Regions from separate parts of the Homo sapiens genome. Here region 1 is linked to region 2. A link is an interaction called in ENCODE POLR2A ChIA-PET data of the cell type or tissue named here. Cell type or tissue: GM12878. All regions are shown on one strand. Each heading gives the region's core, and the rest is flanking DNA. Links, peaks and the distances in the headings are about the cores only.

Region 1 (15,980 bases), core at 4,578-12,577, 55 kb before region 2:
ATGTAAGGATTAAAGCAATCTGGCCTTTTTTTTTTTTTTTTTTGGGAAAGAAAATTGGTGTTGTTCAGTTTTGCTAACAGGCCTAACATTTAAGCATTTAGATAAGTAGCATTTTATTTTATATGGTAGATTAAAACATTAAAAAATTTTAAAACATTAAATCAGTAGACTAGTTTTTAGAATGGTTTTGGGTTTGCAGATAAATTGAGTAGAAAGTACAGAGTTCCCGCATCCCCCCTAACTCCCAGTTTCCCCTATTAACATCTTGAATTAGTTTGGTACATTGTTATTGTTGATGAGCCAATATTGATACATTATTTATAACTAAAGTCTATAGTGTATGTTAAGGTTCACTCTTGGTGTTATACATTCCATGGGTTTTGAAATGTTTCATAACATGCATCTACCATTACAATATCATATAGAAGAGTCTTTACTGCTCTAAACATGCCCTATGTTCTCCCTATTCATCCCTCCCTCTCTGCCCCCAAGCCCCTGGCCACCACTGATCTTTTTTAATATCTCCATAGGTTTGCTTTCCAGATGTCATATAACTGGACTCATACAGTATGTAGTCTTTTCAGATTGGTTTATTTCTCTTAGCAAAATGTACTTAAGGTTTCTCCATGTCTCTGTGAGCATGATAGCTCACTACTTTTTATCACTGATAATATTCCATCATGTAGCTGTGCTGAAGTTTATTTATCTGCTTACCTACCGAAGGACATCTGGATTGCTTCCAGGTTTTGGCAATGATGAATAAAGCTGCTTTAAGCATCTGTGTGCAGTTTTTTGTGGTGAGATAAGTTTTCAGCTCCTTTGAGTAAATATGAAGGTGTGTGATTTCTGTGTCCCATGGTAAGAGTATGTTTAGTTTTGTAAGAAACGGCCATGCTGTCTTGCGAGGTGTCTCTAGCATTTTGCATTCCCACAAGCAATGAATGAGAGTTTCTGTTGCTCCACATACTTGCTACCATTTGGTGTTGTCAGTGTAGTGGATTTTAGCCCTTCTTAGTTATTAAATTTTTTTTTTCATATAACTGCTCATTTCCGATGCCAGCTCTGTTACAGTTTTTATTTTTCTCTACTATTTGTCATGGAGCAGGAGAAACGAGGACCATAAATCTTATGCATTACATGTGCCTCATACTCTGTCTTGTAAGCGGAAAGCATAAACTTTAGATGTAAAAAGGAATAATACAATCTAATTAGATTTTTAAATGGGCATAATTCTGGTAGAGTGATAGGTTAGGGTTCATGTAAAATATGCTACACTAAGCCCTTTGTATTCTTGGCTTCTGTGTCCACGGATTTAATCAACTGTGGGGCAAAAATGTTTAGAAAAAAGCACAAATTAAAAAATATAGCGTTTATATTATATTAGGTATTATACGTAATCTAGAGATTCTTTTTAAAGTATACCGGGCCGAATACGGTGGCTCATGCCTGTAATCCCAGCACTTTGGGAGGCCTAGACGGGCAGATCACTTGAGATCAGGAGTTAGAGACCAGCCTGGCCATTATAGTGAAACCCTGTCTCTACTAAAAATACAAAAATATTAGCCAGATGTGGTGGTAGGCGCCTCTAGTCGCAGCTACTCGGGAGTCTGGGGCGGAAGAATCGCTTGAAATGGGAGGCAGAAGTTGCAGTGAGCTGAGATCACACCACTGCACTCCAGCCTGGGTGACACAGTGAGACTCCATCTCAAAAAAAAAGAAAAAAAAAAAGTATATGGGAGAATGTGAGTAGGTTATATGCAGATACTATACCGTTTTATATACGAGTGTCTGGATATTGGTATCTGTGGAGGTTCTGGAACCAGTTCCCCTTGGATACCGAGGGATGACCGTAGTATGAATTTGTTAGTGGTTCCATGTAAGTGTTATTTCCCCTCAGTTTCCCTGTGTTCTTCGTTTTCCAAAACATTTCATTTTATAAAACAAAGGGATGCTTTTCAGTTTTTAGAAATAAACCCATTCTGCTAAGGTCCTTATTTGCTAGATCTATGTAGAGTTAAATGTTTGTATTATTTTCTTTCTTTATTGAGGACCATTTATTTTAATGATCAAGGAACTCAGAAATGCAGAAGATTTGGTCCTGTCCTTGGAGCTTGTAATATATCCAGTAATAATTGCAGCAGTGCATATTCAGGGGCTTACTATGCAACAGGTACTGTGCACTTCTTAGAGGAGGTTAGAACTACTTCCAGGGTAAGCTAAGTTAGAGCGTTTGACTCTGCATTTATCCAGTACTAGCTACTTGTTGGAATTTAACATCAGCCTAATTGTGGCATATAAGTACCCAGTGCCTTGGTTGTTAAGATGATTTGGATAGGCTCTCCTGATGGTTATGTAGTTCATTAATTCTTGTTACAGGTCCTTAACTTTATTTTTATCAGGGACTTCTTTGAGTATTGGTGTAATATATGATCTTTCTCCCAGAACATAATTTGTGACTGTTTGAGTACATAAATTGCAGATGGTTTATGTAGCCTTTGAAGCCTATCCATGAACCCTCTCATTAAGAACTCCTATTCTGGTGAGCCCTAGATCTATGTTTGAATGACTAGGAAGGCTTTGCATTTCTTATTTTTGGCAGGTTTGCTTTACTTATATTGATTTGAGGCCATTGACTTGTGCGAACACTTGTGGAACAGTGTTTGTGTGTACTGAATGGTTTATAAAGGGGTTCCCAAGGCTGCTGTTGACCGTATTAAACTGCTTTCTTTATGAGGACATAGAGATAAACTTTTCTTAGCTCTTAGTACCAAAAAAAACCAGACCTTCTGAGCATGTGGTTTGTTTTCTAACTTACAGATTTAGAATCCTGTAACTCATCAAGTTTCCTTTGAGCCATTTGCTTGTAAAATTTTGGCCGGCCGGGCACGGTGGCTCATGCCTGTAATCCCAGCACTTTGGGAGGTGGAGGCGGGCAGATCACAAGGTCAAGAGATCGAGACCATCCTGGCCAACATGGTAAAACCCCGTCTGTACTAAAAATACAAAGATTAGCTGGGCGTGGTGGTGCGCGCCTATAGTCCCAGCTACTCAGGAGGCTGAGGCAGGAGAACTGCTTGAACCTGGGAGGCAGAGGTTGCAATAAGCCGAGATTGCACCACTGCATTCCAGCCTGGTGACAGAGCGAGACACCGTCTCAAAAATAAATAAATAAATAAATAAAAATAAAAAATAAACTAAAATTTTGGCCACATCTAACAAAAGGTACAAAATGAACATGAATACATACTTTTATGTAGCAGCTCATTCATGGTTTCATCTTTTAGATTCTCCTCCTCTTCTATTTTTTCCTTTGTTCCAAGGAAAAGAGAAGCAAATATTGTATAATTAAAAGTAAAGGCTTTGTAGCCTGTGTGACCCGTGAAACTAGGTGTGTGACCTAAGGAAACTATCCACAAAGGTAAATACTTAATACTTCTTAGCTATTATTCTCCACCAAATACCCTCATCTGTTCTTAAATTTTATTTTACATTGTCTAAATCTCAGTAAGCTACCTTCAGCCCCCTTTAAAGCCATCCTTTCAAACTATCTTTCTCTCTCGATACAAAGATTTAATTTCTGCCTAGAGACAATCAGTAAAGAAATTGTGTAGGCGAGTGCCGTGGACTGAATTGTATTGCCTCAAAATTCCTATGTTCAAGCCTTAGCTTTCCGTTCCCCAAGTGCTATAGTATTTGGAGGTGGAGCCTTTGGAAGGCAGTTAGGTTTAGATGAGATCCTGAGGGTGGGGCTCCTCATGATGTGATTAGTGTCCTTATAAGAAGAGGAAGAGAGACCAGAGATGACCAGTGCTCACTCTGACATGTAAGGACACAGCCCCAGAAGGTGGCCATTTGCAAGCTAGGAAGAGAGCCCTCATTGAGAAAGTGAATCTGCTGGCACCTTGATCTTGGACTTCTGAGACTCCGAAACTGCAAGCGATAAATTTTTGCTGTTTAAGCCACCCAGTCTGTGGTATTCTGTTATGGCGGACTAATACAGAGCATAAATTTTATACCTGCAGAAGATGATCAGTATGTTACTACAGAGACTGAGCTTTTTGAGAACGAAATGAGGATTATACTTCTCTTGGCAGAAGACTTTAGACCTACTGAACAGCCTTTACTGGCCTCTAGTTCCATCCTTACAGCTGCCTTCTGAAGGAGGCAGAACAGATGTTAGCCTCTCAGGTTACACAAAATGAGATGCAAGTGTAGGGCAGTTCATTGAGTTTCCCACATTTACAGTTTACATTTTGGAAGTGGCTAACTAAGCCTGTTAGTAGTTTTTTTTTTTTTTTTCCTGTATCCATTGCTCCTTCGATGGGCACCTTAATTTGTCAGTCTTATAATCGCTTTGCTTAGAAGAATATAACCTTTATTTTTAGTCCCTGTGGTGATTTGATTTTCAAGGTGAAGAACTCTCTCACTTCTCACATTCTGGCATGGGAACTGAAACTTCAGTGGGGAAATTATTGAATTATCTTTCCTGTCTCAGGGAAAAAATATGAATTCCTTGGCCTGCTGTTTAGATTTGAAGTATAAAATTTCTTTGAAGTGTCATAACTCTAAGAAATGTGATATTACCTGAATTAGTACTTGTGATATTGTATCCTTTCATTTTTATACAGGTATTGGTTTGTTACTCAGTCTTGCTGATGAATGTCTGTAATAGGATAGAGGAGTTATTTGTGGCTATCTACAACCAGAAAATTGCTGTTTATTTTAGTCAAAGTGATTTGAGTATGTCTTCATCAAAGGGATAAAGCAGGAATGCCAGAAACTATAAACTTTAGTCAACTAAAGAAGAAAAACAACCAAACCAAAGGCCAAAAACTCCATCCTTAATTCTGCCCTTCATTCTGAAAGAATTCTGAGTCTCTACAAAGTTTATATTCATAAGCTGTCAGAACATACTTAATTTGCTCCATTTTCCATTGAAATTTCAACAAAGAAACTAAAAAAAAAATCAAATTTTTACTTGATAAAACTATTTCTTTAGATTAAAAGCTTGGAATAGATTTTTAAAAAAGCTTTATTGAGAGAAAATTCCTATACGAGATAGCTCACTCATTTAAAAAGTATACAAATCAATGGTTTCCAGTATATAGCTGTTCCTTGACTTAAGATGGAGTTGTGTCCCAGGAAACCCATCCTAAGTTGAAAATACATGTCGAAAATGAATTTAATTCACCTAATCTACCAAAATCCATAGCTTAGCTTAGCCGATGTTACACATGCTCAGAACACTTGCATTAGCCTACAGTTGGGCAAAATCATCTAACATAAATCCTATTATATAAGAAAGTGTTGGATATCTCATGGTATATATGTATGAGTGGATGAATGGATGGACAAATGGACAGACAGATAGATGTTTTGCCCAGTGGCACGATCATAGCTCCCATGCTCAAGTTATCCTCCCACCTTAGCTTCTGGAGTAGCTGGGAGGCTACAGGTGTGTGCCACTATGCCTGGCTAATTTTTTAATTTTAATTTTAATTTTTTTTTTTTTGAGATGGAGTCTTACTCTTTTGCCCAGGCTGGAGTGCAGTGGTACAATTTTGGCTCACTGCAACCTCCACCTCCTGGGTTCAAGGGATTCTTCTGCCTCAGCCTCCCAAGTAGCTAGGATTACAATAGCAGGTGCTGCGCCCAGCTGATTTTTGTATTTTTAGTAGAGACGGGGTTTCACCATGTTACCCAGGCTGGTCTTCGACTCCTGAGTTCAGGTCATCCGCCTTTGCCTCCCAAAGTGTTGGGATTACAGGCATGAGCCACCATGCCTGGCCTTAAATTTTTTGTAGAGATAGGGGTCTCATGTTCTCCAGGCTCCTCTCAAACTCGTTGGTTCAAGCGATCCTCCTGACTTGGCCTTCCAAAGTGTTGAGATTATAGGCGTTAGTCGCTGTGCCCTGAACTGAAAGTGAAAAATGGAATAGTTGTGTGGTTACCTAGAGTATGTTTTCCACTGAATGCGTATCACTTTTGGACTGTTGTTAATTTGAAAAAATCGTATGTTAGACCCTCTTAAGTTGGGGACCATCTGTGTTCATAGAGTTGTGCAACCAGGACCATATTATTAGAAATAGATTTTTATATGGCAGTTCTTGGTGATTAATTGAATGCTGTTAGATAATCTTTTTGTGTAAATTTGTACTTCTGTGAATAAGAATATAACTAAACTAAAACTAAATTTGTACTTCTGTGAATAAGAATATAAGATGTTTTACTTTGCAATATATAATTGGCTTAAGGCATTAAAACCCTGCTTTTGTTTACTGTGGTCTGACATAAGGGAGTTAACTTCAGCTTAAGGTTATTAAATCCTTCAATGACTGATGACTCCCTTCAAGTTATGTATGACGAAGCAATTATGAATATGGTGTGAAAATGGGATGTAATCTCTTTCAACACATTATTTGGAGAAATTACGACTCTCCCCAAGTATTGTATATTCAAATATGTTAGACACTGACCATTTTCAGCAGTTTGTTAGAGAATTTTTTATTTATAGTAGAAAGTCAGAGTCAGCCTTTATGTCTCAGATTTGGTGAGTTTCTCAGTGTTAATTCCCAATTGGTTAATAAACGTCAAATGGAGCTTTAAGGCTCCTGGGCAAGTCCATTCACTTATGCAGTTTCTTAGATGCCTGTTTCATACATTGTCCTTTTATACTTCCTCCTTGGCCTCATGGTGGGCTTCCTACTTGCATGAGAAAATCAGAACAGTCTTAAGAGCCCTTCTGCAGACTCCTACCACATCTTGCCACCTTCCAGGGCATCCTGTGCTTTCCCCACTGCTTGTGTATAGACCAGCTGTTCAGGGAACTCTCTGAGGCGCCACCCGTGCCCTCTCACATAGTAATTTCCTGTCTCTCATAATGTTGATGTTTCATTCTCTGCTGGATCTTTCCCAGCAGCATACAAACATGCCGCTTTTCTCCAATCTTAAAACAGATACAAACTCCCGTATTTGGATCCCACTTACTCTGCCAGCTATTGCTGATTTCTCTGCTTCCTTTGCAGAAAAACTTCTCAACAAGAGTTTTCTGTACCCAGATCTCCAGTTCTCCTTTCCTCTTAAATCCATCCGTTGTTGCTCCAGGGAAACTGCCCTTGTGATGATCACTAAGGCCTCTGCACTGACTGTTCCTTCTGCCTGGGATATGTTTCTCCAAATATCTGTAGCTCACCGTCCCGCTTTCGAGTCTCAGTGAGAGGCCTACCTTGACCCTCAGTCTCGGCTCTACTTTGTCCTTACTCTGCTCTGTTTTCCCCTAGAGTACTTGTCTTCATCACAAACTACACCTTTATTTTTTTTTTGAGACTGAGTTTCGCTCTTGTCGCCTAGGCTGCAGTACAATGGCGTAATCTCAGTTTACTGCAACCGCCACCTCCCGGGTTCAAGTGATCCTGCTGCCTCAGCCTCCCAAGTAGCTGAGATTACAGGCACCCACCACCACACCCAGCTAATTTTTGTATTTTTAGTGGAGATGGGGTTTCACCATGTTGGCCAGGCTGGTCTTGAACTCCTGACCTCAGGTGATCCACCCGCCTTGGCCTCCCAAAGTGCTGGGATTACAGGCATGAGCCACCGTGCCCGGCTACATCTTTATTTTTATTGCTTATTGTCTTGTTTCTTCCACCAGAATGTAAAGTCCTGAATGACAGAGAATTTTGACTCTTTGGTTTACTGCTCTATCTCCAGCACATAATAGGTGTCTGATAAATATTTGTTGAATTTCTACGTAATTCCCTAGGATGCATGGCTTTAAAAATTACCTAAATGCAGGCTAGACACAGTGGCTTACACCTGTAATCCTAGCACCGTGAGAGGCCAAGACGAGCGGATTGCTTGATCCCAGGAGTTCAAGACCATCCTGGGCAACATGGCAAAACCCCGTCTCTACTAAAAATACAATAAATTAGCCAGGCATGGTGATGTGCATCTGTAGTCCCAGCTACTTGGGAGTCTGAGGTGGGAGGATTGCCTGAGCTTGGGAAGTCGAGGCTGCAGTGAGCTGAGATCGTGCTACTGCTCTCCAGCCTGGGTGATGGATGTGAGACCTTGTTTCCAAAAAAAAAAAAAAAAATTACCTAAAGAGTTTAAAATGTTATCTTTAGTCCAGACCTACTTAGCTGCCTTCCTTGTATCTCCACTCAGAAGATATAGCTCCACTCACATGTCCAGTAAGCACCTAACACTTAACATGTCTAAATGGAACTCTGATGTTTTTCCCCAAACCACATATCATTGTGGAGTTTTATTTTTAACTTCTTCAGCCAGCTGAGTTTTATGCACCAGCTTCTTTTCTTTGGTTTATACATTGTACCACCTGAAAAACCAGCGGTAATTGGAGCAATCTTAGGTTATTTAAATTAGTCTTATTTGGCATCTCTAAAGCAGTCACATTTTTGGACATTGAAAACGATTCTAAACAGTAGAGTAGCTGGGACTACAGGGGCGTGCCACCACACCCGGCTGATTTTTTTTGTTTTTTTGTGTGTGTGTTTTTAGTAGAGACAGGGTTTCACCGTGTTAGCCAGGATGGTCTAGATCTCCTGACCTCGCGATCCACCCACCTCGGCCTCCTAAAGTGCTGGGATTACAGGCGTGAGCCACCGCGCCCGGCCTTAATAGATAAATCTTTATTGTGGATTTCTTAGGATTATTTGTATTTTGTTGTTTTAATACTTGGAAATATGGTTGTAGCTTTCAAAGTAAGGAAGTAATGATAATTGTTATTGAAACTTGGATGACTTTAAAATATTTTACTTACCGTTATTTAGCAAATATAAAATGCTTCCTGGAAAGCCTTTCTGTGTGTAGTAGGTAAACTGTTGAATCAGGAAATGTGTAGTTTAAAAGTTCCTCTCTATGGAAGCATCAAATTAGTTCTTTAAAATCCAAATTTGGGCTGGGTGTGGTATGTCACTCCTATAATCCCAGTGCTTTGGGCAGCCTAGAAGAGAGGATTGCTTGAGCCCAGGAGTTTGAGACCACCCTGAGTAACATAGTGAGACCTTGTCTCTACAAAAAATTGAAAAATTAGCTGGCTGTGGTGGCACGTGTCTGTGGTCCCAGTTACTTGGAAGACTGAAGCAGGAGGATTGCTTGAGCCCAGGAGGTTGAGGCTGTAGTGAGCCATGATCGTGCACTGCACTCCAGCCTGGATCACAGAGTGAGATCCTGTCTCAAATGAATGGAATGAATGAATGAATGAATGAATGGATGAATGAGTAAAGGGATTTCCCACCCATTGCTGGTATTTAGCTTCTGGAGGTGACCAATTAGTGTTTCCTGTTTATTGCAATTGCAGGAGGCAAAGATGGTGGTGACAGGAAGGCTTCTCATAGGGAGAGGTGGGTTAACAGCTCATAGGGAGAGGTGGATTAACAGGCATCAGATTGTGCTTGGGTTTGATTATCCTTTGTAGGAGCTATACTTACTATTTCACCAAATACTTTTGAACTTGATTATTGCTTAATTAATCATTCTTGTTTGTTTTTAAATCTCTAGTTGAAATATGTTGGTTTTAAGCCCCCTTTTCCTGTGTCTGATACTTAGTGCTTCTGTAACAGTTGGTAAAATGATTTTATAAGCTTCCGTGTTTCAGCATTGATTCCATCATATGAGAGGAGGGCGGGGTTTTTTGTTTATGCCCAGGATTTTTTTTAATGATAAATTATTTCTTCTTTTATGACAGTGGCTTCATGATACTAGCTTTTCTAACAAAATTTCCTGTAATTAAAGTGGATATTTTAATATACCTAATTATTATTTGGTACATTGATTCATTGAAAATGTATTTGGTCATTGAAGCATTCTTTAAAATGAAGGCTTTTTGCACACCTTGAACCATGAAAAATTTGTCCTGCTTTAGCATGACTTTAAGTGGAAATTTTGTTTAGTATCTATCTTTAATTACTAAGATCCTTTTGGTGTGTTTTAATGCAATCATTTAAGGCCAGTGGTAAAAACCAAAAAAACTGGCATTTAACCTGTGAAGTAGTATTGTTAACCTGGCTTTGAAGGAAAACCTGTGATGTGAATTTATTTTTTAATTAAGATTAGGTTGTAATATCCCCAAGGAGTTGGTAGCTGTGCTTGATTGATTGATTGATTGATTTGAGATGGAGTTTCTCCCTTGTTGCCTGGGCTGGAGTGCAGTGGTGCCATTTTGGCTCAGTGCAACCTCCACCTCCCAGGTTCAAGCAATTCTCCTGCCTCAGTCTCCTGAGTAGCTGAGATTACAGGCATGCCCCACCCTGCCCGGCTTATTTTGTATTTTTAGTAGAGATGGGGTTTTGCCATGTTGGTGAGATTGGTTTCAAACTCCTGACCTCAGGTGATCCGCCCGCCTTGGCCTCCCAAAGTGCTGGGTTTACAGACCTGAGCCACTGCGCCTGGTCAATTTATTTTTTAAAAATAAAGTCATATAAATGCATATATTTTGTTTTTAATCTCTGCCATAAATGAATATTTTCTGTGTTTTATACCTTTATTGGTATTCTGTTAAAAGCAGCACCAGTAACTGTGGGGAACAGTTTTCCCTTAGACAGTCTACAGTGGATGGGTTGTAGAATTTCTGTGTGTCTCTGAAGAGGTTTTTGGAAAGGTGTCCCATCCCTCCCCGTCTTTTCTCTTTAGCAGGGTCCAGCCATTTCATTTCTTTAGTCTTTAAGTAGAATGATTAGATTCTACTAAGTGGTGCCCTTTTATGCCATTCTCAAGCAGAGAATTGGGGAAAAGATGAAGGAACAAGTCTGGAGGGAGGAGTGGGATTAAAAGGAAAACAAAAGGGTGAAGGTACATGTGTGGTATAGACTTGTAGGATTCCTAGGAGGATGGCTTGGCGTGAGGCTGGGCCTGCATCCTCTCCCCTTTGAATATTCCATTTTTGATGTTATTAATTCTTCAGGCATTTGGCATCTAAAATATGGATAATTTGTAACATTTGTTATATTTGGTTTTTGAAGCTTGATGATTATACTAATAGAATTTTTGAGTTCCATTCTTTTTTTTTTTTTTTTTTTTTTTTGGTAAAGACAGTGAGGCAGAGTTGGTAAATTATGGAGTCTAACTTCTGATTGGGGTCTTTGGGCTATACCAGTGTTTATTTTACCGAAGTATAGCATTGAGTAGTAGTTGTATTTCCCATCATTGAATCTGTTACCTTCACACTCAGATCCTTGATTGCTCTTTGGATTAAATTAAGGCATGCGAAAGAATCACTTGTCATTTCTAATAAAGACTGGGTTGAAAACCTGATTGAGGCTGGCATACCTGTGAAGTATGAGTCATCACTTGCCTAATTTTTATTCTGCATTATAGTACTAGAGCCGGCATTTCTTGTTAAACATTATTACATGCTTCACATTTCTAGGTATAGAGAAGTTCGTGAATTAGTATAGTTATTTTTATTGTGTAGGTAACAATTTTTACCACCTATACATTGGAAGGCTTATTACCAGTCCCTAGTGGACACTGAAATGTCAAAGAAATCAAGAAATACACTCATAAAACAAGACATGGTCCCAATCATTTTGAGAAAGTTTATGGTGGGTAAAACTGAACTGGACAGATAATTAATGTCATACAACAACAACAGTGCCCACAGGAAAGTTCCATTTAAACAATAAAACAAGCCACATAATATTTTCATAGTACCTCAGAACAGGAATTGGTTGTGTGGCTTAAGCAAATTCAAAGGCTGTGGTATTGATAAAGAGATTTATATTGAAATGTGAAGAATTTATTGTATCATGGAAAGAAATGAGATAGGATTTAGTTGAAATTATTAGTCATGAAATTATGAAGAATATAGAGCCTGACTTTGTTATAGACAGCCTATAATATAAAGAAGGGAACAAGTCCCATTTCACCTATTACTAAGCAGACTTCATCTCATGATACGACAGAGCTTCAGTACAGGTTGGGGGTGGTAAGCCTGGGTAGAGGAAGGCCAAAATCTGTCACTTAGCCAAAACAGGGTAGGTAGGGTTCAGAGTAAAGGAGATTATGATCAAAATAAGCCCTTAGTCTGATTAGGGCTTTGCATGGTTATGTTGAAATGAGAGTAGAATATACAAAAATATTTCTGGTGTGGAGTTTATTGTACTTAAGTGCTTATTTCTCAAACCCAGAACCAAGTTGACTTACTATATTTGCCCAGATCTCTCAATATGAATATTAGGATATAAAAGAATCAATTTCGCCTTCCATTCCTGTCCTACTTATTTAATGGCTACTCTTAAAATTTCAACTAAAGATTAAACTTCTTTATTTCTACTGGGATCTGTGGAAATCTGTGGTGATTGCGTTAGTACCTATTTCAGTTTAATTTCTTTGTTGATCTCTAGTATTATAGATAAATTTCATTTACTTTTTTTGATTTAGTTTAAGACTTGTGATATAGAACTTAAAGTGTTACCTAATCTCAATTTGTTGAGATGTTTAATAGCACACTTTAATCTGTGGCCAAATTTAGGTATTAATGATTTGAGGTTTCAACTCATATTTTGTATTTACAGGGGAAGTAGAACAGTATATATGGAATAATTAAGCTAAGTAAATATTTGCCTTTTGCCATGGTGTTCAGTGTTCTAAAGTCAAATATTTACGATAGAAATGAAAGCTTAGCTAAACTGAAAGCAAGCCATCTTACCTTTTAAGATGAATAGGTATGCTGTGGCTTCTAAAACCTCATTTTCAGAGCTCCTGACAAAAATATTAAGAGAAAGACTCCCCGGTTATTATACATAATTTAGTATATGAATAGTCCTATATGAGATCCTTATGATTTATTCCTTGTATATAAAATTTCTGAGTGGTTTGGTTTGGAGATGCCTGCACCAGTGAGAAAGTGGTAGGAGAATAGTAGCTTATTGTTGGCCGTTTCTCTCCTGCCCCCTGCCCCGTTTGTTTTATTTCTGAATGGTTTCAGTTTGCGTTTTCTGTAAGTTAGAAAAGACGAATGGTTTTAAAAGCCTAGGAAATTTGTTTCCCGGGACCTCGATGGTTTTACATGCTTTCTGACTCCCATTCTCCGGCTCTCCACTCAGGTGGTTGAGCCATTGGAAATTTTGACCTGTATTTAGCATTCGTAGAGGGCACTTGGTAATTTTTATTTTTGCAAGTATTCCTGCGAGATTGACCCATATTAGTGGTAAGCAGTTGTCTCAGTCCTTTGTATGTTTACCTGTCTCTTTCTCCCGGGCTATAGTGTTTTTCAATTTCCGACTCCCAGTCTGAGCTGAATGTGAACTGTGAAAGGGTGTGTAGCTTCTAAATTGGTAAGGTTTATTATACTCTGAAACGGAGTTGAGGAGGTACAATTCTTTTCCTTTAATCCTAGCTGAGTGCTTTCTTTTCTCTAAAGGACCCATTTAAACATAGATGTTACTTTTCAGTCTCTCTTTCCTTTTTACCCTGAAGCCCACAGTTCTGATTCTCATGCTTAAGAACTAAGATTTTCTCAGACTCCTCCTCTGTCTTCCTTCTTTTCCTTTCTTTCCCCCATCCATATGGCATTACGTCCTTGTTCTTGAATTGCTTCTTTCTGTTGTCAGAGTCCTTCTGGAAACATTTTCTATGGAATCCTCTCCATTCAAGCTAGAATTCCGGGCGAGAATTTGCTTTATACACCACACTACGTTTGCTTGCTTTCTCAGATTCAGAAGTGCTTTGGTTAGAAAGGAATAGTTGCCCACATTTTGGCCTCTTCTCATGGCAGATGGCTGACCTTTCCCCTCAGAGATCATTGGTACCTGGACTCAGAGGGCAGAAGGAAGTACTCCAGAGAAATGCAACTTATGCATATACTCAGATGTATTTTTTTTTCTTTTAGTGAAGTAATAACCAAAAAATCAGAATGATAATCACTGAACAGGTTTTTCTGGCTTTCTCCATTTTCCACCAGGTGTATAGGAAAAGGACATTGGTGTCACGTGACTGCCTTTCTTATGTGTACAGAATCTCTTGCACCCCTACCCGCTACCACCTTCCCCATACATCACTAAGAAAACAGCTATTCCATGATGATTATTTTGAAGGCAGTACCATAGTGTTGCATTATGGAAAAACGTGTGTAGTTTAAATTTTAGAGAATTTTATAAAACATCCCTGTGCAAGGTCATGAGTTCTTTCCCGCTTCCTCTCTTCCTGTGTATAAGCAGCCTGTGATAATTAACTTGAGTGGCAGATCACACCAGTGAAGTTCTCAGGGAGCGCTTGGAGATATTTCAATCATTCTTGAAAAATAAGTGATTGAAAACATGTGCTCCTAAAAGCTCTAGTTTTGTAGAAAACAGAACTCTGCCATCATCCTGTATTATAAATACGGAGGTAATTTATTGATTTTACAGAAATTGAAGCTTTGTTTTTATTATGAAGAAAAATGTGCAGCCTTCTGCCTACCCACATGACAATTGCATAGGGTTGGGAAATCCTCTGAGGGAGGGTAGACTTAAGATTGTACCCAGGCTGTCATTACATATAGCCTGTCTGCCAGAGACTCTAGGCCCTGATTTCAGAGTGATGGTATAATATGTTGAGTGAGTCAGAGAAGATCAGTGTGGAGAGGGGAATTTATAAAGGAAGAGTGCTGACGGTGTAAGATAATGGAACCTGTGATTCTAAAACTTGGCAGATGTGACTATGATAGATAAAGGTAGTGGAAAAAAATGGTTTCTTGCTCTTTTTTCCTCGGGTCACGTTGTGTAAATTGCTGAAGAAATGGAAGAATAAAGCCTTAGATTGCTATGGGACTGTCTCACTGTCTTTCCTAAGAAGAATTGTAATCTGTTGCCTTTGTGAGAGTCAAAGATAAAGTCCCCTGGGTTCATGTTTATGCATATTCTTGTACTTGAGGCTATTAGAGTTGATTAAAAGAGAGTGGCTTATTGAGGAAATGAGAATCTTAATATTTGTACTTACCATACATTTAGCTTTAGATCAGCACTGTGGAATAGAACTTTCAGTGGCAATGGAAATGTTCTGTGTCTGTGCTGTCCAGTGTGGTAGCTGCTAGCCACATGTAGCTAGTAAGCACCTGAAATGTGGCTAGTGTGACCTAGAAAGTACATTTTAAAAATTTTATTTAATTGAAATTTATTTAAATAGCCATGTAGATAGTGACTACTATACTGGACAGCATGGCCCTAGATTAAAGTTCTTAAGTGGGTCATATGGCTGTAAGAGGAATAATATCTGAGAGCATTCTCTTATGTCTAGACATTTTGTGGTTTTGTGGACACATGATTATTTCTACATTTTTTCTTTAGAGAAAGTTGGAATGGAAAGGGGAATGTAAAGACTATTAGCATGTGAGTTGGAGAGTTATAATTTACTTTTTGTATTTTTATTTTTATTTTTTTGGAGATGGAGTCTCGCTCTGTCGCCCAGGCTAGAGTGCAGTGGTACGATCTCGGCTCACTGCAACCTCCGCCTCCCTGCAACCTCCGCCTCCCTGCAACCTCCGCCTCCCAGGTTCAATCGATTCGGTTCCTGATTCTCCTGCCTCAGCTTCCCGAGTAGGGACTACAGGCGCGTGCCACCATGCCTGGCTAATTTTTTTTTTTTTTGTATTTTTAGTAGAGATGGGGTTTCACCATGTTAGCCAGGATGGTTTTGATCTCCTGACCTCGGGATTGCCCGCCTTGGCCTCCCAAAATGCTAGGATTATAGGCGTGAGCTACTGTGTCTGGCCCCATAATTTAATTTTTAAAACAAAAGACCCAAAAGTCGCCTGTTTTTTTTAAGTATTTAAGAAAAACGTTAATGAAAACCATATTGTTTTTACTTAAGAATCTGTGCCCTTTGATTATAAAAGAGGAAAGCTTGTTAGTGAATAATGAAAAATGAAATCTAATAAATTGATTTTATTCATGACCAAATATTTCATTACTTTCAGAGGTAAATGTGGCACAGTTCCTGTTCTCGTGGATCTGAACAGCAACCAGGAGACCATGCTTCTGCAG
Region 2 (15,980 bases), core at 5,475-13,474:
ATTACTCTGTTAGCACTCAGACTTGGGGAGATGATATTTCTTCCTTGCAAGGAGTTATATAACTCAGTTTCTAACTAGACAATGGAGACTTGATTTCCAGTTTATTCTCTGGACTGGCTGGAAGATATTTGGTTGGAGAAAAACTCGGAGCTATCTTTCAGGGTTATAAACCAGAATGATTTTGAAGTCTGCAGCAGCTATCCCCAAAATAGATATTTGGCATCATGGAGCGCAAGCTTTTTAAAGATTGCAGTTGGCATTTAGGTCAGGATTGGTGGAGGCTGGCTGTTGTAGAGACCATCAGTTTTGTCATATGTTTTACTTCTATTATCTCCCAGTTGTCAGGATTCTAAGTGCTGTGGCATCTGATACATGAACGTACGGATTTCCAGCACCCTTTTCAGTGTTGTTTCTCTAACTTAGCTTCTGTAATGATTAAGCGTGGTCCATTTTTATGTTCTCTCCCCTGAATTTACTTACTGCTTCTTCTTTTGCCCTTTGAGTACATTTATAATATTTGGCTATAGACTTCAAAAATTTTTCTTGGCTGGGCGCGGTGGCTCACGCCTGTAATCCCAGCACTTTGGGAGGCCGAGATGGGAGGATAATGAGATCAGGAGATCGAGACCATCCTGGCCAACATGGTGAAACCCTGTCTCTACTAAAAATGCAAACAATTAGCCGGGCGTGTTGGCGGGTGCCTGTAGTCCCAGCTACTCAGAAGGCTGAGGCAAGAGAATGGCATGAACACGGGAGGCGGAGCTTCGCGCCACTGCACTCCAGCCTAGGCGACAGCGAGACTCCATCTCAAAAAAAAAAAAAAAAAAAAAAAAATTTTTTTTCGTCTATGAGTTTCCTTCTGCATTTTCCCTTTTTGGTGAACAAATAATACATTTTCAAGGAATAAAATTGAAAAATGTGGACAAGTAAAAGTTAAAATAGAAGCTACTTAACCACTGTTAACATTTGTTGTATGGTCAGTTTTCTTAGTGAACGTATATGGAGTTAAGCTATTCGCAGTTTTGTGATGTGGTTCTTAACATGTCCTGAATTTATTTCCATGCCACCACTTGTAAATCTGAACTGTTCTGGCTGCTTTGTATGCCATTCATGCTGAGATTCATAACCTGGGGTATATGGCCAACCAAGGCAAATTTAAGGGATTGTGAACTTGGGTGAGGAAAAAATTGCATCTTTATTTTTACCAGTTCATCAAATGTCAAATGACATTCAGCATTCACTTCATTTATGAAGCTAGGTGATAAGCACAGCAATACTGGCAGTGCCTATGACATCAGTATAAATTATAGGTATTCTCCTATCACATCACATGGAAAAAACATCTCAAAATAATGTTTATATTCCACATTACTTTGAAAGTATGGAGGTTATTCAGGGAGTGACCTCTAGTAAATCCTGTTATTTAATGAATCAACAAAAAAGTACACATATTACTATATTACAAGTTTTTTATATTATGATAAGTATTTCAATATATGTTGCTTTCGTACATTAAAAAATTTATTTAAGAACAGGTATATAGAATGCTAAAGTCATCCATGGCACAAAAAAATATGACATGCTCACACGCTAATGGCTATATGCCACAGTTTAACTAGTTCTGTGTTGTTGGACTTGATGTTTTCCAAATATTCTCCGTTCTAAACAGCAGTGATGAATATCGATAAATTTATTTCAGCTCACTTTCCTAAGGAATGGAATTACTGAGTTAGTATGTCTGGACATTTAAAGGTTTCACACTTCTTTCTAACCAGCCCTAGTGTATCGTAGGGCTTTGGCCTATAAAAGTGACTGAATTTGTAGTTTTGAAATTGAAGAAATGTCCTTATGTAACTTTAATGTCAACAAAAAAGAGAAATTGGAGAAATGTTGTGTCAATAGAACAGGAGACTTTGTATAATCTTTGAAGGGTAAATCTTTGCCACCATGAGTGGATCAGACATATTTTTGTGCTCTTCTTTTGGTCCCCGGGTTAAGGGTGTGGAAAGGAGGTAGAGCTGTGGTATCACAGAGGATATCGTCCTTCTAATATGAAGTAAAATATAGATTATAATCTGAGAATTTAGGATAGTATGATTTTGGTCAGCTTTAACTCTTATAAATAATACAATGTTCTAGAAAATTTGTTTGTCGGTAGTCCCTATATTTTTGTGGAAGAACAGTCATGTATTCTCTCTCAAGTCCTGATCAAACCTGTACAGAAGTGGAGTATGAAAGAGGGGAGACTGAGTAGTGCCAGCAGACACCATCCACCTGCCCTCACAAAGAATGCCAGGCAGTCTGCAGGAGAGGTTAACATCACTTATTCCTACTTGTGCAACCTTATAGTAGAGTCGTGCTAGGAACTTGACTTCACTGTAAAGTCTCTTAGGGGAGGAAGTTGTGACTTTGTCTGCTGCTAGGGGTTGATTCATAATCCTAGGAGAAGGTAATAGTTGAATCAACCTATTTTGATCATTCTAAATTAAGAGCTCTGTGTTCTACTTTTTAATGCATCATCTGTTCCTAGCTTTTTCTGTTTAAAAAAATTAGAATATTTTCCCCAAAATATGTGTTCTGGATGCCACTAGGGCATCTAGAAATTTAAATTTAATGGATGAAATTTAAATATTTTGCCGATTTAAAAATAATTTATAAAAATATTTGAGTAAAGTGGCCGAAAATACTGAACTGTGAATCAGGAGGTGTGGATTCTCGGCTTGGTTCTTGAGCTACAGGCAAAGCTTCTGTTACTCCATTGTATGTGGCCTCCATTCTCTTTGTTCTCCCATGCTCTATCTCCTGCTCCACCTCCAGCCCACACATTTGCCTTCAGACTACTAGGAAGAGTAAGAAGAGCAAGGCTTCCACTTTTCAGGATTCAGTTTCCAGAAGTTGAAATATTATAGGTCTGCTTATATTTTATGGCTAGGACTTTGTTGCATGACCGAGTTAGCTGTTAGAGAGGCTGGGAAGTGTCTTTATTCTGAGAGGCCATGTGTCCAACTGTGTACCAGATGTTTTTTATTTTTTTATATTTTATTTAATATTATTATTGTTATTATTATTATTGCTTCTTTGTTTCTGAGATGAGGATTCACACTGTTGCCCAGGCTGGAGTGCAGTGGTCATCATAGTTCACTGCAGGCTCATACTCCTGGGCTCAAGAGATCCTCCCACCTCAGCCTCCTGAGTATGTGGGACTACAAGCATGTGCCACCATGCCCAGCCTTCTTAATAAGGAAGAAGGGGAGAATAAATATTGGGCCCAGCTAGCAGTCCCTGTTTCAGAGACAAAAAAAATAAGTAACCATTAAAATTATTGAAGATGGCCGGGTGCGGTGGCTTACGCCTGTAATCCCAGCACTTTGGGAGGCCGAGGTGGGTAGATCACCTGAGGTTGGGAGTTCAAGACCTGCCTGACCAACAAGGTGAAACCCTGTCTCTACTAAAAATACAAAATTAGCCGGGTGTTGTGGTGCATGCCTGCATTCCCAGCTACTTGGGAGACTGAGGCACGAGAATCACTTGAACCTGGGAGGCGGAGGTTGCGGTGAGCTGAGATCGCGCCATTGCACTCCAGCCTGGGCAACAAGAGTGAAACTCAGTCTTAAAAATAAAATAAAATAAAATAAAATAAGATAAGATAAGATAAGATAAGATAAGATAAAATAAAATAATAATTGAAGACATACAGTTGTTTCCATGTCTACCTCTTATATTAGATTGTGAACTTGTCAAGGGAAGGACAGTGTTTTTTTCGCCTTAGCATCTCCAGCACTTACGTGGCACATTAGTGGTGCCCAGTCAGTTTGTGTGTGAATGTTTTTATGAGATTATGATTCTTTTCCTTATAGAATCCTTCATATTCTTTATTTTTAATGTAACCTTGACAAGACTTGCCTATAAGACAAAGGGTCTTTCATATACTTTGTTTAGAATGGGGAAGTCTTAATTTTTCCTCCCAAAGTTCTCATACATTTTGTCTTCGCAGATGTTCAAAACGTAATTTTTCCAAGGTACAGATTACAAAAGGAGCATGCTAAAGCAACACTCTCATTAAGTGTTATATTGGCCTAGAGCAGCTGCACTCATTTGTTGAACGAAGTCTGTTGTGAATACGGTTTCATATAGAAAGCATCCAGAGCCTCTTAGGGCTTGAACAATAAACAGAAGCTCTCGTCTCATTTTAGGAATCAAGAAGCATTTAGATACTTTAAATACTATGACCTTGCTGAAATCTGTGCTAATTTTGATTATGAAAGTGACAGGTGGACAGCAGATTACCAGACAAAATCCCTTACAACCCTAGAATTCTTTTTATCCTGAGTATATTGTATATTTCAGAAAGCAAAATCACTGTATCATAAGGAGATGGATGATTGCAATCATAAGGAGATAGATGATTGGAAATTACTGTGTAGGTGGAATTGTTTTTTCAAAATACCTGTTGAATAGTTGTAAAATGACATTTGTAATTCACAGTGGGCTGAAGATCTTTAAAGGAAAAATGAGGTCTCAATATTTATTGTCATAGGAAAGTGTCTTGATGTTTTAAATTATTCTTAAAGTATCTTTATTCAGGCCAGGCGCGGTGGCTCACGCCTCTAATCCCAGCACTTTGAGAGGCTGAGGCAGGCGGATCACGAGGTCGGGAGATCAAGACCATCCTGGCTAACACAGTGAAACCTCATCTCTACTAAAAATACAAAAAATTAGCCGGGCGTGGTGGTGGGCACCTGTAGTCCCAGCTACTCATGAGGCTGAGGTAGGAGAATGGCTTGAACCTGGGAGGCGGAGCTTGCAGTGAACCGAGATCGCGCCACTGCACTCCAGCCTGGGTGACAGAGCAAGACTCCGTCTCTAAATAAATAAGTAAATCTTTATTCTTTGACTTCAATTAGAAGAAGTAAGACCTGCCCAAACAACAGCAATGACAACAAAAACCCGAATGAAAACAACAACGATTTAAGGGAGAGAAGGAGTAGGTATGGGTAGATTTCGAGAGTCAGGGAACAGGTTTCATTTGCCCTTTCAAGTTTATATAAACTAAAGCAAACAATTAAATTTGAAGCCTGCTGACACTGTAATAGATTTCAAGTAAGCTGGTAGAATTTAATGAAGTGTATTAGATGTCAGCTATAGTATTAGTAGCATTTTAACAATCAGCCAATAAAACAAGAGCACAGTCTTCTGTGCCTGCAACTTTGTAGAAGATGTTTTATAGTGGTATGGTACTGCAAGATAAAAAAAGTAGAAAGGATTTTAGCCCTTGATCCTTCATTTTGTGGGGAGAAATTGCTCTCATTTAGGGAAGTGATACGTTAGTAATAGGCATTGAGTGGGCAGATAACTGAATAGAACAGGTTGTAAGTTGGTGGCATTTGGGTCCTGAAGGTTGAGCAGGATTGTGATAGGACCTGGTTGGGAAGAGCGGTTGTAGTAGCAGCAGCGTGAGGATGGGCATGGCTTGGTCTTGATTGAATGTGTCTATAGGAGAGGAGAAACAAAGCCAGGTGAGCAGACTTTGCTTGCTGAATGAAAAGGGTGTCTCTGTTTTTCCTTTACTTCTCATCTGTCATTGTGTGACCCTGGTGGTTATAGTTTGGGGCAGCAAATTCTGGGTCCTTACCTTATTACTGTTTGGGTGTTGATTTGATAAGTTCATTTCTCTTCCTCTTTTCTTTCTTTGACAGAGTCTCACTCTGTTGCTCAGGCTGGAGTGCAGTGGCACCATCTCTGTTCACTGTAGCTTCTGCCTCCTGTGGTCAAGCAATCCTCCCACCTCAGCCTCCTCAGTAGCTGGGACCACAGGTGCACGCCATCACACCTGGGTAATTTTTTTTTTCTTTTTGTAGAGACAGAGTTTTGCCACGTTGCCCAGGTTGGTCTCGAACTCCTGGGCTCACACGATCCACCTGCCTCGGCTTCCCAAAGTGCTGGGATTACAGGCCTGAGCCACCGTGCGCAGCCAATAAGTTTCTTTTAAGGTGCATCTTTGCATGCTTTTTTCTGCTTTAAGCATGTCTTACACAGCTGTGTGGATGTTTCCTCTTCCATGAAAGAGTAATCACTCAAGAAGAAAAATCACTCACGGGATTGTTGTGATTTCTAGTAACTAACACTCAGAAGTACATTTTTGTGTGTGTGTGTGTGTGTGTGTCTGTGTGTGTGCGTGCGCACGTGCGTGTTTAAGAGACAGGATCTTGCTTTGTTCCCCAGGCTGGCACGCAGTGGTGCTATTATAGCTCACTGCAGCCTCAACCTCCTGGGCTTAAGTGATCCTCCCACCTCAACCTCCTAAGCAGCTGGGACTGCAGGTGCCTGCCACCGTGCCCAGCTATTTAAAAAAATTTTTTTTGTAGAGATGGAGTCTTGCTATGTTGCTCAGGCTGGTCTCGAACTTCTGACCTGAAGTGATCCTCCTGCCTCCACCTCCCAATGTGTTGGGATTATAAGTGTGAGCCACTAAGCTTGGCCATAAGTAAATTTCTCTTAAACAGAATATCAATCTCAGAAGCAATTCAGTATATATTAATATATGCCATGTGCCTTGTTTGTATATTTAAATCCATATAGGATATTTAGCCTACTTTTAATAAATTTCACTTAATGTTGACATTGTAACTGATTTGAAATATATAAGAAAATCATCCAAGAGTATGTTTTTAAAAATGTCTTTTAATCTTGAATTTTGCTAACTTAAAAAAATCCGTATTAGTAGAACATCTTTCCAGAATGGCAATTAAACTTTTATTTTCTGACATTTTGGTTGTATTTAAGTCCTAACTTTCTAGAAAGTTGGAGGTAAATATTTGAATGGGAAAGAATATTAAATGAATATGTACATTAGTCTTAACAAGGAAGGCTTCCAAGAAATAGAAGATGCCTGTGAAGTACAGGAAAATAATTGGTGTGGGAAATTTTGTAGCTTGATGCTTGGACTGTGGAACAGTTGCATTTACAAAACTGAGAACTGCAGACTACAGTTAACTGTCATTAATTTCTTTGAATAGAAATATGTTCCATTTACTGTACAATCAGGAGCCAGGCTTGAATGAGTTTAAATAGATGAAATCTAAATTATACTGACAGTCTATTAAACAGTAGCAGAAAACCTGTAAAGAAAATGGATTACTAGTTTATAATAAAATCATTTGCCAAATAAGAATTATAACACACGCATTGTGAATTGTCCTGTGTATTTCCAGTGAGCCCTGTAAATTGGTTGAATCATTTATTGTAAAGCCCAGGCTCCTAGTGCATTGTTTTCTGAAAAGGAGCAAGCAGTGTTGCTTGAAATCTGCGCTGCAGGATGTGACACCAGAAGATCAGACGAGCAATTTGTTTGTTGTCAGCCATACGGGGAGAGAAGAATTTTCACCCAGCCTACCTGTCACTGATGATGTTTTCCTATAAATACTGGGCACAATGTTCTAGAAGTGTTTGGACTCTTTGCATTGATTTCTTGAATGTACATTATTTCAGCCATATATCAGTTCTCATCATTAAGTTAAGGATCTGTCAGCATTTCCATTAGTAATCATCCTCTACTTAATAGGGTTCAGAGCATAGTTTTTTTGGGGGAGGGGATGAGTCGTTAAATTGAGGATAGAATTGTCACCTGCATTTTTAAGCTTTAGGAAATTAGATACTCTGAAGTATCAAGGGGACAGAAAGAGTGAGTGAAGCCTGGAAGTTCTCTTCCTTTGTGTCTGTGGTGCCACAAGCACTACTTCAATAGGTAGATGGCTGTCACTGAATTTTAAAATAGATTTCCCCCCTTGGATTACTTTTATTCTCTTACAGCACATAAGCTGTATATGAACACAAGTTTTATACTAGTATAGAGATCCACATCAGTTAACTGGAACTTGGATGTTACATTGGCTAAACTCACTTTCATGATAGGGACTCAACCAACACAGCTGACAAGGGGTGCTATTTAAGGAACGTTTTCAGAGTAAAATAAGGAGATGAGAGTGCTTACAGTGTTCTTTGCTTGGGTAATATAAGTGTCCAACCATGGCTAATATTTAGCATATCAGTATAACTAATAAGATTTCTGCTACTGGCAGGATAATTTTGCTTTTTCTTGTTCCACAGAGTTCGCAAGTTTGTATAGCATATGATTGATTTGGGAAGCGGGGGTCATGCTTCATGCTGCAGCAGTTAGTCCAAAACATCCACATCACTGTTATTTTTTATTTTTTTAAGAGACAAGGTTTCATGCTGTCACCCAGGCTGGAGTGTAGTGGTGGTACAGTCATAGCTCATTGTAACCTCAAACTCCAGGGCACAGGCAGTCCTCTGCCTCGGCCTCCCAAAGTGCTGGAATTACAGGCATGTGCCACCATGCCTGGCCCAGCATTATTTTTTAAAGTTGGGAAGATAATTATCTGAGATCAGTTTTTAAGTTTTCAATACATTGGGAGATTTCCTGACTTTTAAAGGAGAAAAGAGAAATGTAGGAATTTTCAACAAAATCCCTTTTAGTTTATTATGACCTGTTCCCCTCAACTTGTTTGTTCTCATTATTTAACTGTCCTTGTTAGCAATGAGGATAAAGACAGATGAATGTTTGCTAGAAATATTTAGTGTTCTGTGTTTAGTGAGGCTTTCTTTGTAGCACTACTTGGGAATCTATAGACATTTCAATACATGGAATGTAATTATTATGTTTAAAAAAGAGGGGAACAAAGATATATGTTATCTGGGATCTTTTCCCACCAAGTTTAGAATCCTTAAGATGATGCAGCTGATTTTGATAACAGTTGATAAACAGAGTAAGGGTAAGGACTGGGAAGGCTTCATTTATGGAGGTGCACTTTTCCCAATTTTTGTTTCCTTTTCCATGTATGTATGTGTGTATATATGTACGTATGTATGTATGACTGAGTGACAGGGTCTCACTCTGTCACCTAGATTGGAGTACAGTGGCTGGATCATAGCTCACTGCAGCTTTGAACTCCAGGGCTCCAGTGATGCTGTCACCTGAGCTTCCTGAGCAGCAGTCCTTTTCCCTTTTAAATTCTCCAGTGTTACAGTCAATATGAGTACCCCTCACAGCAAAAGATTCTGGCAGGAAACTAAAGTAGGTTACCTGGCAATCGAGTTATTTCCTAAAGAAGTATTAGAATACAGCATTTGTTTTGTTCATATTGATAGAGCGTAGCAACTTTCTTGCTAGGATCTCTCTCTTCTTTTTTTTTTAAACCATGTCTCTGTTTAGTTTGTTTGTTCCTCATATAATTTTTGAGTGTTTACTATGAAGAACAGTGCATTGTTTATAGAGTTGAGGAATGGTGATGGGTTTGGCTGTTTTATGGTTTGGGAGACTAGAACTGGGAGGGTTTGTTGGAGGACATGCAGTATGCCAGAGACTCTGGATTGGAATTTGGGTACCGGGATTTCAGCGTTGTTTCCAGCATGCACACACACATAACATATACACTCTTTGTGTGTCTTGGAAAATGGAGGACATCTGTTTTAACTGTAGAGAGATACTTGTGGATTTTTTATTCTGCAATATTAGACCAACATACTGTACCTCATTGACTGTTACCTCCAAGCATTGAGGGTGGAGGAGTCATGTAGAGGAGAAACAGAAAGCAGAAGAGCGGTGCAGTCCTGAGAGTCAACTTCCCATTTCACCGCTGTGCCACCCAGCTTGGTCTCTGAGAAATCTCTTTGTGAGAAAGTCTTTGTTCATGCGTGCTTTTTACAATGGGGTTTTCTATTGGAAATTATATCAGAGTGGCACTGCCATGCTTTGCAAAGGGATGAGAAGGTATTTCAAAGATTAATAGGCGGAGACACATTGATGGAAAGGAAAATTCTTTATGAGGTGGAGCAGTGGCTGAGCATTGCCTATATATGTTGTGACCACAGTTTTAGTACTGGCGTGTGTGGCACTGCTTGCTAAATTAGTGGGTGAGGTAAGTGTCCACTCTGCTCTGTAGGAGGCTGTCAGAAAAGATGCTGACAGGTTCTTTGTGTTTCATAATGACACACTGCCTAATGCTTCAGACTGAGATTTTTACCCTTGAGGGGACTGTGCTTTTGCTATATTTACATAAACCTGCTGATTTGCTGAGGGTTGAAAAAGCAGAGAGGGCCTTCTTTGCCTTGAGAATCTGCCTTCACGTTTTGGCTGACTTCCTTCCCCAGCTTAGCAAATGCTCTGTTGTTTACAGATGGCACAATAGATCTTTGGACATGAAGCTATGCTGAGGTTGTGAGAAACAGCCAGAAATACCTCTGTTCAGTATCATTGCCCAAATTACGGATTTTGTTGCTCCCTGTTCACAAGGATTTGAGGTCACTTAATCCTGTGATCCATTCCCAGACAGAGGTTAGGTGTTAAGAGAGTAGGTCTCAACCTAGACCCATGGTTTCATTTCTAGACATCCCTAGTAAAGACACATTAGTTATCATGTGTTGTTTGGACTAATTGATATTGATGGTAATAGCCTCACTCATTTTTCTGGCCCATTACAGGCATGCTGATTTGAAGATTTAAAAAATATATATACTTGCCCTGCCAAAACCGTTTGCTCAATTCTGGTAAATACGTGTTTTTACATGGGTGATTCTGAAGATGTGCATTATGCATTTGGTGGATCACATCAGCTTTGTGCAGTTCTTTCAGAACTGCTAGCTTTCTAATAAAAAAAGAAGTATATGCAGTGCTTGGGGGCCGTGGGAGATTTTCAGATTGAGAATCATTGATCCTACTGACTAAAACCAATTTTATAACCAGCTTCAGACATCCCATGCACTCATAAATTGCATGAAAATCTTGCCAAATCATTTTGGCTTTAAAAGATTACTGGGCATATATTCCAACTGAGATTTTAACATTGCTCTTGACTACGTTCTTATCTTTCCCTTTTCAAATAAAGCACTTTATTTTTGTGCTATAAACATTTATATAAATTATTTTCTTAAATAGCTGCTTGATTAATGAGCCAAGGGGAAATGCTTTTTATATGAGAATTTGGCTTTAATTGAACCTTGTTTTGAATATTTTTAAGAGTAATATAAAGTAGAATTTTTTTCTGTGAGACTTGAATTCTAAATTGTGTTTATTTTTTGTTGGGTCATCCTAATATTTGTCAGAGGGTTATAAAGAAAAGTTTGACTGTACAATAGTTCGTCATGCTTTGATTTTAAAAATGAATTAGACAAATCAGGTCAAAGCAGTGTATTTTTTTCCCCATTCCTATGGCAAGTTTTACATAGTGTGAAACATTTTTAGTTCTTATTACTCCAGTCTTAGCCATTCTGTGTTTCATGACTATGTATGTAAAGTTTTTTTTTTTAACAGCCACCCTCCAGTGGCTTACAAAACTGTAAGTTTTGTCACTTAATTTTGCAGTGAGCTTCTCTAACTTTTTCATATATGTGTTTCAAAGTACTGATAGAGCTCACTTGATGCACTCACCCATTTTACAGATTATTAACCTTGTGTATTGGACTGTCTGATATGAATTCATAGCTTTGGATCAGTTTGAGTTGCCATGGTCGTTTTTTAAACAAAAAGAGGTGGCTTTTAATCTAAGGAAAAGTAACAGTGGTCATTCCGTATGTCCGGTTGAGGATCTCTCTCATGCTTATCCCTCATGGCAGCATTTCTCAGGCCAGGTGTGTGAGGCAGCTCCAGTACAACTGCTGAGAAGTGTTTAGGCAAACAGATGTGCTTGGCTGCTCTTGACATACCGGCATGTTCCTTTCCTTCCTTCTCTAACAGAGCTATATCCTAGTGTATTTACAGGCACTTTTCTTGAATGTAACTTTGCAGCGGGAAATGAAAGAACATAGGTTCTTTTTCCTTTTTCTGGAAAGCTTTTTTGTATGTAAGTTAGCTTTATATCTCACAGTAAGATGGTGTGTAGTAATGATCCTATGGATTATTTAAAGTATATATAAATAAAGCTTTTCTTTGTGTAAAAAGAAAAACATGCGTAGTCTTTGCTTTCCAAGTGTCTCCCATTTATTTCAGGTTTTTTTTTTTTTTTGAGACAGTTTCACTGTCACCCAGGCTGGAGTGCAGTGGCGTGATCTCGGCTCACTGCTATCTCCGCCTCCTGGGTTCAAGCAATCCTCCTGCCTCTAAGTCCTGAGTAGCTGGGATTACAGGTGTGTGCCACCACACCCAGCTAATTTTTGTATTTTTAGTGTAGTTGGGGTTTCACCATGTTGGTCAGGCTGGTCTTGAACTGACCTCAGGTGATCCACCTGACTTGGCCTTATTTTTTATTTTTTATTTTTTTTAACCCCCACACTAATGGCAGACATTAGTCCTTGGTGAGTACGGGGAAGGTAGAATTGAGTACATTTCTCTGAGCCTACAAGATTGATAGTAATTGTTAGTGGACAGTGCAGACCACCTTACTGCCAAATAACTTGACAAGGAATGTAAATTGTTAATGTTATGTAAAAGAAGGGAGGTGTTGCCATTTAGTTACAGAGGAGCCATGAGGAGTTACTCCATATGGAACTGATAACTAATTCTAAGGTTGGTGTGATCAGGGGCTAGTAGAAGGAGAGAAGAAGAGTTTTGCAGACTGGGAGCAGAGTTGGGGTTTCTTGTAGTGAATGCAGCCTAGGGGAAGATGGGGTGTGGAGTGAGACCAGACCATTGAATGCAGTAAGTTTGTCACTTGAGCCTTAAGAAGGTAGAAGCAATTAATTAGAAAGGGACCTATTAGTTCTGAAGCCAGTGAGTAGTAGCTGTAAGAGTTAAAGAATGAGGAAAGAAATGCGAAAAGTGGCTTAACAGTCAAAGACAGGCTCATTTTGGAGAATAAACCGGAGAGGGGCTTCTGGCTGATTTTGGTCAGGAGCACTGTCTATTACAGACCAAGAGTATTACTTAAGGATTTAGGGCAGGAGAGCTTATCACAGGCTTGGAATGTTTCTGTGTGGAGGAGAAGTTTATTGTGGGGTTGGAATGTTTTGGGGCTGACATCTCTCCAGCCAGAGGGGACGTTATCTCTGGGCTGGCATGTCTGTGGTCAGAGAGGGGTTTATCTTAGGATTGGAATGTTTGTGGTTGGAGATGTCATTTGTGGTTTATGGTCATGATGTCATTAGCCATTAGGCTGATGCCCTTTGGGTTGGATTTAGGCAGTTTTTGATCAAGGGGAACTTGAAAATGGTGGTGCTTGTCCAAGATGGTGATGCTCCTGCTCTGTCAGTAGCTAGGCTATGATGGTGTTAATGTCATGAAATGTGGTATGTAGGAAGCAACAGAAAGGAGAGGGCATGTTGAGTTGAGTAAGGTGAGTAAATAATTGATAACTAGAGATCTGAAATGCTGGCAGTGGGTATAACAGGGACTGAAACACAGGAAACTAAGAACTTTGGGTTGTTCCAAAATTGTGTAATTTGGAGCTACAGTTTTTATCTAGGGAATTGAGTTTCTTCTGTTTTTACTTGAATACCAAGGTAGGAGTATGAAAGAATGATCTACTGTGGTGGGAAGAATTCTCTTGCTTGTCCCTTAAGATGATTAGCATGTTAAGTTGATGTTGCCTGAATGCTGAAGCACAGTTATTTAGCATCTGGGACCTTGGAACAAGATAGGGAAAGCTTAGTCAACAGTTCATTCCTGAGCTACTGTTTTACGTGGATTCAGGGATTAAATCTCTGTTGAGTCCATCTTTGAGTAGAGAAATCAGTTGGGGAATTCTGAATGCCTAAATAGTTGGCATTGAGATTTCTTCTTTTTCTAGAGTGCCTTTTGGGTAGGTACAAAGATCCTGATGTTCTGCAGAAAGTTTCTTGGAATGTACTCATTTGTGAGGACTTTCTTCCTGATCATCTTAGTTGGTCTGTTGGGGTTTGTGATGACTCCCAATTGCTACTTCTGTGCTTTTTCTTCGCTCTCAACACATAAGACAAATGAGACAATAGAGGAAGTTGCCAGTGTTGTCAAGCATCTGAATTATTGTAAGATACACTCATTCTGAAGGGTCCAGAGGAAGTATAAAATGAATGGCATTATGGGCTGGCCATGGTGGTTTATGCATGTAATCACAGCACTTTGGGAGGCCGAGGCAGGGGGATAGCTTCAGCCCAAGAGTTTGAGACTAGCCTGGGCAACATAGTGAGGCCCTGTCTATGCAAAATGAATGAATGAATGAGGCATTGTGGTCACTATTCCTAGATTTCATTGACTGTGCCTTTACTTTTCAGTAAATAATACGTAGACTTTCCTGACCTAAGCTTTATGATGATCTTAGGTTGTGATATGGGGGTAGGAGGAGGTTAACTCTCTCTATAGCCACTGCTTTCCTTAAAATCATTGCTTTTTATTTAAGTGTCTTAACATGGCATTTTAAAAAGCAACCTTGGCCAAGCGTGGTGGCTCATGCCTGTAATCCTGACACTTCGGGTGGCTGAGGTGGGAGGATTGCTTGAGCCCAGGAGTTGGAGAGGAGACCAGCCAAAACAAAACAAAACAAAACAAACAAACAAACAAACAAAAGCAACGCTTTACACTCCAGTCATTGAGAGCATCAAAAATTATTTTCCAACCACTGCCATGTCAAATGTAATTTAAGAAAGCACCCTTCTTCCCTGAAGAAAATGCAATTTGGTTTACTTTATTCCATCTCTGATTAGTGGCATTGTTTTTGTTTACAGTTAGAAAATAAAATGTGTTTAGGGTACAATGTAATGGCAAATTGTCTGTAAGAGATTAGTTTTCTTTCTCTTTTTGATTAGTTGAAAAGGTCATTGTAATAGCATGTTCAAGCTAGTCATCTTTGCGTATTTCATTTATTTCCTCACAAAATATTTATTACAAATATAGTAGCACGTGGCAAAGCCGTTTCTCTTTTTCGAAGACATGTGAACATGTATCTGAATAAGATACTCAAGATTTCATCTTGATGTGTGATCTTGAGCAAGCGGTTTCTTTTATCTAAATGTCTTCATCTGAATATGGATAATCCCTTGGACTCCTCCCCTTCTTCTTCAGGGACTCTGAAGAAAATAATTTAGGCTTCATCAGATTCTTTAAATTATTAGAAAAATAATCAGAAAGAACCAAAGGGCAGTTTTCCTTTAGCCTAAAGATATTTGCAATTTAATATCATCTTTTGGAAAAAATTTACAATAAAAGATATGTGCTTTGTCATTTATTTATTTATGCAGTGGCTTTATGGGCCCTGTCTTTGTTCCTTAAAGGTAAATGCCATTGTTTTAAAATTTCTTTTTCTTTTAAAGACTGTGTGTATATCGAGAGTCGGAGGCCAAACACACCGTATTTCATCTGTAGCATTCAAGACTTCAAACTGGTAAGCGTTTTTAATGTGCTGTTCACTCTGCTCTGTATTCTCTCTTTTTCCAGTTCCATTGGCTATCTCTTATTGTTCCTCCATCGCTGTTGACGTGGTTACCAGTTCACCTTTTGAGTGCTAACTGCCTCGTGGCAGTAGCACTGAAATGAGGGTTACTAGTTCCATCTTTTCAGCTTTGTAACACTTACTCTCATAATGCTTATATTGTAAACAATATTTCTGAAGTTTTTATCCCTTTAGTAACTTTTGACAATTTCAGATAGTCCCTTGAATTTCTGAAGTAGCTTGTTTCTTCTCAGCCATTGTTAAGAGCCTGAAGTAAAGTAAATTCAGTAAATTGATGAGTAGGGGAAATAATATAAACGGGTCAGAGAATAGTTTCCAGTGGAAACCTGTCACTTCCTTCAATATTTCGGCAGGTGTGGAGTATATGATGTTGAAATTGTTGTGGGGGTTTCCCGGGGTAGCGGTTGAAAGAAGTCTGGCTTGGGCGTGGTAAAGTTGTTATACTTTCTTTCCAGTTTTAGTGCATGTGTTGCAGAAGTAAGGACATAGCTACTGTACTTTCTCATTAAAAATTCTTCCTGAATATATAAGTGTTGATGTTCCTCATTATGAAATCGCTTTTTTAGGGCCAGTGGTTCTCACACTTTAGGCTTTGGATCCCTG

Evidence for each region. Peaks named below come from ENCODE experiments on the same cell type or tissue, not always from the same donor. Only the 100,000 strongest peaks of a DNase experiment are listed, where the experiment ranks them.
Region 1: POLR2A ChIA-PET joins it to region 2 with 10 read pairs; 6 of 35 experiments call an interaction of 5 or more read pairs at or near these places.

The regions. Positions count from the first base shown.
Region 1 is chr1:8,678,093-8,694,072 of GRCh38, reverse strand. The region is part of intron 1 of RERE (arginine-glutamic acid dipeptide repeats); the gene reads left to right. Among named protein-coding and RNA genes, the nearest start is that of RERE, 130 kb to the left of the region's middle. RefSeq lists silencers at 609-903, 6,768-6,817 and an enhancer at 2,894-3,394. In GM12878, for the core only: no CTCF peak of the experiment used is centred there; no DNase peak of the experiment used is centred there; H3K27ac peaks cover 972 bases.
Region 2 is chr1:8,623,638-8,639,617 of GRCh38, reverse strand. It overlaps RERE (arginine-glutamic acid dipeptide repeats), which reads left to right. Exons shown (of 23, transcript NM_001042681.2): 3 at 15,238-15,308. Among named protein-coding and RNA genes, the nearest start is that of SNORD128, 140 kb to the right of the region's middle. RefSeq lists an enhancer at 9,679-9,798. In GM12878, for the core only: no CTCF peak of the experiment used is centred there; a DNase peak (open chromatin) is centred at 10,037; H3K4me3 peaks cover 1,225 bases; H3K27ac peaks cover 2,768 bases.